Linked DNA regions of Homo sapiens: region 1 is linked to region 2. Evidence: chromatin contacts called from ENCODE Hi-C or POLR2A ChIA-PET data. All regions are on one chromosome and are shown on one strand. The core of a region is the stretch at or near the end of the contact, and the rest is flanking DNA. Distances in the headings are between cores, read along the strand shown. Region 1 has its middle 33 kb from the start of CCNE1. Region 2 overlaps LOC105372353 (a long non-coding RNA gene).

Region 1 (2,890 bases), core at 239-2,738, 200 kb before region 2:
TGACAGAGCAAGACTCCGTCTCAAAAAAAAGAAAAAAAAAAAAGAAGAGGGTCTCACTATGTTGCCCAGGCTGGTCTTGAACTCCTGGCCTCATGCAATCCTCCTGCCTCAGCCTCCCACAGTGTTGGGATTACAGGCGTGAGCCTCCACACCTGGCCCTATTCTGACCTTAAACTACCTTTGTGCAACTCTCTCATTAGGTTAATTTTTCTGTTGATTCTTGTTTTCTATGTCGATGATCATCACTTGACAATAACAGTGCTTTCATTTTGCTTCCGATCCTTCTATCACTCACTTTTCTCATCCCATTGCACTGGACAAGACTTGCAAGTACCAGGTTGAACAGTGGCAAGGCCAGACAGAGGGCACCCTTGTTTTTTTTTTTTTGAGTTGTAAAAAGATGGAGAGCTTTGGCTTTCAGCCTACTGCTTAAAGAAGAAAAATGCAATCATTAGAAATTAGATCTTGAGAAAGATCCCTGCGACTGCCCGTGAAGGCGAGACTTAAGAGTAGTAAGCCAAGAGGCAGAAAGATCGGTCGCCTACGAGTCCAGGTGAAGCATCATGTGTTTCAGACCAGGGCCGTGGAGACAAGTGTAGCAGAGAATTGTGGGTCGGGTGGGGTGGAGGAAGAACTGATGGGATTCTGGGACAGATCAGAGGGAGGAGAGTGAGGAGTCAAGACGGAAGCGCTATCTGGGGCTTGCCTGCCACTGAGCAGACCGTGATGCCACTCCCTGAGGAGGAGACCCAGGGTGAAACGAGAAGGAAGAAGGACTTCACTGCACACACGTTGACTCAGAAGGGCCGTGGAACACCCGGCCGGCGGGGAATACGGAGCTCAGAGCAGCGGGCTGCGCGGGGGCGTAAAAATGTGGCTGTCAGGGGTCCAAACAGCATCAATGTTCAGAAAGCACGTGGAAAACAGTTTAGCTACTGTTAGAACTATCAGGATCATCCGCATGCAGGTAGGCGTTAAAACCTAGGATGGACGAGATCTGCCAGGGGCAGCCCAGAAGCCAAAGGGGCCGAGACCTAAGCCCCTGGAGGCAGCAGCTAGAGGGGCAGAGACAGCAGGAAGGGGGCCCCGGTGGGTCAAGGAAGGAGTACCAAGGAGGAGTGGCTCTGCCATGGACGCAGAGGAATCTGGGAGTGACGGCGCCTGTCCGCGCTCTATCCCGTTCTGCCTGCCGAGGGCAGGGCCAGCGCAACGCAACCTGCAAACCCGCCTTCGGCTGCTGCGAGGCACTCAGATCTCGCCGCGAAGAAGACGCCACGGCACAGTTGAACTACAGACCCCGTCCACCGCTGTTCCGGCCCCGCCCCTCTCACATTGCGGGCCTCTCAGCGCCCCTACGCACAGCACGGCCCGCCCACCGCCGCCCTGGCCCCACCCACCCCGCCGCAGGCCCCGCGGAGCTCCGACGCACAGCCTGTCCCCGCCCACTGTTGCTCTGGCCCCGCCCCTCTCGCCGGGGGCTTCTCAGAGCACCTACGTACAGCCAGGCCCAGTCCACCAACCGCCCTGGCCCTGCCCCTCCCGCAGTGCGGGCCCCTAAGAGCCCCTGTGCATTGCCAGGCCCCGCCCCTCACCGCCCTGACACCGCCTTTTGCGGTGCGGGCCGCTCAGAACCCCCCCGCAAGGGGCGGCCCCGCCCCTACCTCTCCGGCCCCGCCCCTACCTCTCCGGCCCCGCCCCTACCTCTCCGGCCCCGCCCCTAACTCTTCGGCCCCGCCCCCACCTCTTCGGCCCTGCCCCTCCCGCGGCGCGCGCCCGGAAGTGCTCCCGCGCCCTGGCAGCGCGGACACAGCGGAGTGGCTGGGCCAAGCCCGCCCAGGGAGGCCGTGGCTCGCTCCAGTCTCCCGGGTGGGGCGGGGGGCGTCCGGGCGACGTGAGGCCGCGCTCGGGCCCCCAACCCCCAGCATCCGCCTTGGCCAGGCTGCAGACGCGCGGCGCGGGAGACGCGGGGCGGGGAGACGCGGGGCGGGGCGGGGCGGGGCAGCGCATCACGTGGGTAAACACGGCGCACGTGGAGCGCAGCCTGAGCTCTAGGGCGGGGCGGCAGTCCCAGCCCTTGAGCCCGGGCTGTGCCGGTCCCAGGCCCTGGGGAGCCGGTGAGGCGTGGGCGCAGGCCGGGGTCCGCGTTGGCCCAGCTGAGCCTCAGTTCATTCTGTTAAAACGTTAATAGGCCAGCGCTGTGGGAGGCCAAGGCAGGAGGATCGCTGTTGGCCAGGGGTTCCAGACCAGCCTGAGCAACACAGGAGATCTCATTGGTACAAAAAATAATAAAAAATGTTGCTGGGTGTGATGGTGCCCACCTGTAATCCCAGCTACTTGGGAGGCTGAGGTGGGAGGATCGCTTGAGCTTGGGAGTTCGAAGCTGCAGTGAGCGCTGATCGCACCACTGCACTGCAGCCTGGGTGACAGAGACCTTGTCTCCAAAACAATACGTAAAAAATAAAACCAAACTAGCCACGCAAACACTGACGTTGGCTCAGCCTGCCAGGCCCTGCCCAAGGGAACATGATAACCCTGTCAGGTGGGCACCATCCTATTTCACAGAAGGGGAAAGTGGAGGCCAAGGCGGTTAAGAAACTTGCCCAAAGCACTTGGCTGGAAACCGGTGCAACGCAGGTCCGACCTTTTGCAGCGAGGCCCCTTCGTGCTTTGGCCTCGGCCTGCATGACAGGGGCACTGGCAGTCGGGGACGCTGGGGGTCAGCTCCTGGCGTCCTGCCCCTGCCCCTCAGGGCCGGCCTGGCCTGGTACGCTCGGCGGGGCTGGTTTCCCCGTTTGTGCAATGGAGTAGCAGAGGTGCCGCCTCCAGAGGAGGCTCAGAGGCGGCCCTCCCCAAATCGTGGCGATAGCTTCCGCCGGGCGTGGTGAGAATG
Region 2 (2,700 bases), core at 1-2,500:
CTGTCTAAGGCAGCATACGCACATAGCAACCATGCGTAAGGATCAGTTACTCTTATTACTGTTTCCTGTGTTGTGACCAGGGTGTGATTTTGGAATATCTATATCCTGTTTAAGAAAGTGAATGCCTGCCGGGCGCAGTGGCTCATGCCTGTAATCCCAGCACTTTGGGAGGCCAAGGTGGGCAGATCACCTGAGGTCAGGAGTTCAAGACCAGCCTGGCCAACATAGTGAAACCCCTTCTCTACTAAAAATACAAAAAATTAGCTGGGCGTGGTGGTGGGCGCCTGTAATCCTAGCTACTAGAGAGGCTGAGGCAAGAGAATCAGTTGAACCCAGGAGGTGGAGGTTACAGTGAGCCGAGATTGCGCCACTGCACTCCAGCCTGGGCAACAAGAGCAAAACTCCATCTCAAAAAAGAAAAAAAAAAAAAAAAAGAATCCCAGGCTGGGCACAGTGGCTCACACCTGTAATACCAGCACTTTGGGAGGCTGAGGTGGGTGGATCACCTGAGGTCAGGAGTTCGAGACCAACCTGACCAACATGGTGAAACCCCATCTCTACTAAAAATACAAAAAAAAATTAGCCAGGTGTGGTGGCACTATGCCTGTAATCCCAGCTACTCAGGAGGCTGAGGCAGGAGAATTGCTTGAACCCAGGAGGAAGAGGTTGCAGTGAGCCGAGATCCTACCATTGCACTCCAGACTGGGCAACAAGAGCGAAACTCCGTCTCAAAAAAAAAAAAAAAAGTGAATCCCTTGTTTTCTTTCTCTGGTATTAAGATTGCCCTGATTTCCCTGTCCTATCCCACATCCCCTACATCAGCATCAAGGTCACACAGGACCCCGGCTCTAGTCAGTCTCAATCAGAGGCAGGGTTTCACCTTGTCAAGAGCTCTTTGAATATCTGGAGTTCAAATCTCTTTACTCAATTTACTTATTCCTGAATTAATCCCATAAGGCATAGAACAGATTTTCTCAATGGGCAGCGTCTCATCAAACTCAAATCCAGCATGTATTTATTCTCTTTCAGTTTGAGACATTACTCAGTTCTAAGCTCAGAGAGGAGACTTCTTTTCAAGGTCATTGCATACGGTTGAGCAAGTTGGCCACTGCACAAACATGCCCAGCAGAGGTGAGAGCACTGAAAGGCAGCATTCACTCCACTTGGCAAGCTGCATCTCCTAGGCTGCACGAGCTGGATACACTTCTCACTCTTTTCACACACTTCCGAAGTGCCCATGCTCTTTCGTGTTCCTGCTCTATCTCTTGGCACGATACAATTTCTCTCTGTGGTTTTGGCTCCCTGGCTATCAGGCCCGGGGACAGGAAATTGGGCTCCGTTCCCGTTGTGCACACCCACAGTAGTGGCTCAACACAGTTTTTGGCTGATTTGGGTTGAATTTCTCTTTAGGGGTGAAGGAAATCAAAATATTTCACCCCAAAATACACTTCTTTGACATATTCTGAGATGACTGTTCAGAGGGCCTGTGAACAGAAGTGGCAAAGCTGTCTTTTATGTGGGAGATTTGCATCTATAGAAAAAACATCTGCACTAATGCAGCCAGGTTTTCTCTGAGTCTCTTCCCTGTCCAGATCTAGGAAAGAATCTGACGCCTTTAAAAGTCTTTAGGAAACACCATCTATTCTGAGGACTGCTACCTGGGAGGCTTCATCTGCATAACAAGCCCACCTATGCTAGCCAGGACTTCTCTTCTTCCCCTCCAATCCCTCCTTGCCGCTATAACCTGATTTGCCGCTATAACCTGATTTGCTGCCATAAGCCATTTTTGGACGTGCTCTGAGTGCCCCCTCTGCCTGTTTTTTCTGTAACCCCAACATGGCATATAAGCTTCTGTACAGCACGGTGGGTAGGATAATCACTCTGTGGTTCTCCTCCGCGTGCATGTTAATACATGTGCATGCCTTTTCTCTAATTAATCTGCCTTGTTCAGTTGATTTTCCAGCAAACCTTCAGAGGGAGAAGGAGAAATTGTCCCTCGGCCCCTACAGTTTTGGCACTGTGAGCAGGAGACTGACACCATTCTGCTCTCCTGGGAGCTGCAGTGAAGGAAACCCAGGACCTGACAAACTGGCAGAAGGGTAAGAATTTCTTACCAGCCGGGCTCCCAGCCTCTCTCTGTAAAATCCAGTCAAGCAAATAGTAAAAATGACTGTCGTTTTTCTCTCTGCAAAATTTTGATTGATGGGAGAAAAGGATTTGTGTGGCTAGTCTTGGGTGTGGCAACTCTGGTGTACTTTTTGGTAGGAATATTACTATTGTTTGATCTTTTTTCCTCCCAGAAATAGTCCTTTCCTTTGTTTTTGTCTTTTTTTGTTGCTCTGTCATAACAAGGGGTCCCATAGTGTTACCGGAAAGCGGTCCCGATCCAGACCCCAAGAGAGGGTTCTTGGATCTCGCGCAAGAAAGAATTCAAGATGAATCCATAGAGTAAAGTGAAAGTAATTAAGAAAGTAAAGGAATAAGGCCGGGCGTGGTGGCTCATGCCTGTAATCCCAGCACTTTGGGAGGCGGGTGGATTACTTGAGGCCAGGAGTTCAAGATCACCTTGGCCAACATGGTGACCCCATCTCTACTAAAAATACAAAAATTAGCCGGGCATGGTGGCAGGTGCCTGTAATCCTAGCTACTCAGGAGGCTGAGGCAGGAGAATCGCTCAAACCTGGGAGGTGGAGGTTGCAG

The links. Hi-C counts contacts between places; a loop is a spot of excess contacts on that map. ChIA-PET counts read pairs that join two places held with the same protein, here RNA polymerase II (POLR2A). Pooled maps may share reads with other maps.
Region 1: a pooled map shows a loop between it and region 2 (2.0-fold over the local background). The contact joins two enhancer-like sites. A Hi-C loop is called at or near these places in 1 of 168 maps with a recorded cell type or tissue (mesothelial cell of epicardium) and 1 of 50 pooled maps. POLR2A ChIA-PET finds 5 or more read pairs at or near these places in 3 of 52 experiments (HEK293, activated CD4-positive, alpha-beta T cell and activated naive CD8-positive, alpha-beta T cell).

Annotation. Positions count from the first base shown.
Region 1 is chr19:29,843,594-29,846,483 of GRCh38, reverse strand. No RefSeq gene overlaps it. Among named protein-coding and RNA genes, the nearest start is that of CCNE1, 33 kb to the right of the region's middle. RefSeq lists silencers at 1,315-2,084, 2,115-2,274. Within about 2 kb of position 1,488, at least 32 of the 41 ENCODE cell types and tissues checked have a DNase peak (open chromatin) inside an H3K27ac peak, as active enhancers do.
Region 2 is chr19:29,644,661-29,647,360 of GRCh38, reverse strand. It overlaps LOC105372353 (a long non-coding RNA gene), which reads left to right. Exons shown (of 7, transcript XR_935896.3): 4 at 1,030-1,131; 5 at 1,952-2,099. Among named protein-coding and RNA genes, the nearest start is that of PLEKHF1, 19 kb to the left of the region's middle. Within about 2 kb of position 1,250, at least 5 of the 41 ENCODE cell types and tissues checked have a DNase peak (open chromatin) inside an H3K27ac peak, as active enhancers do.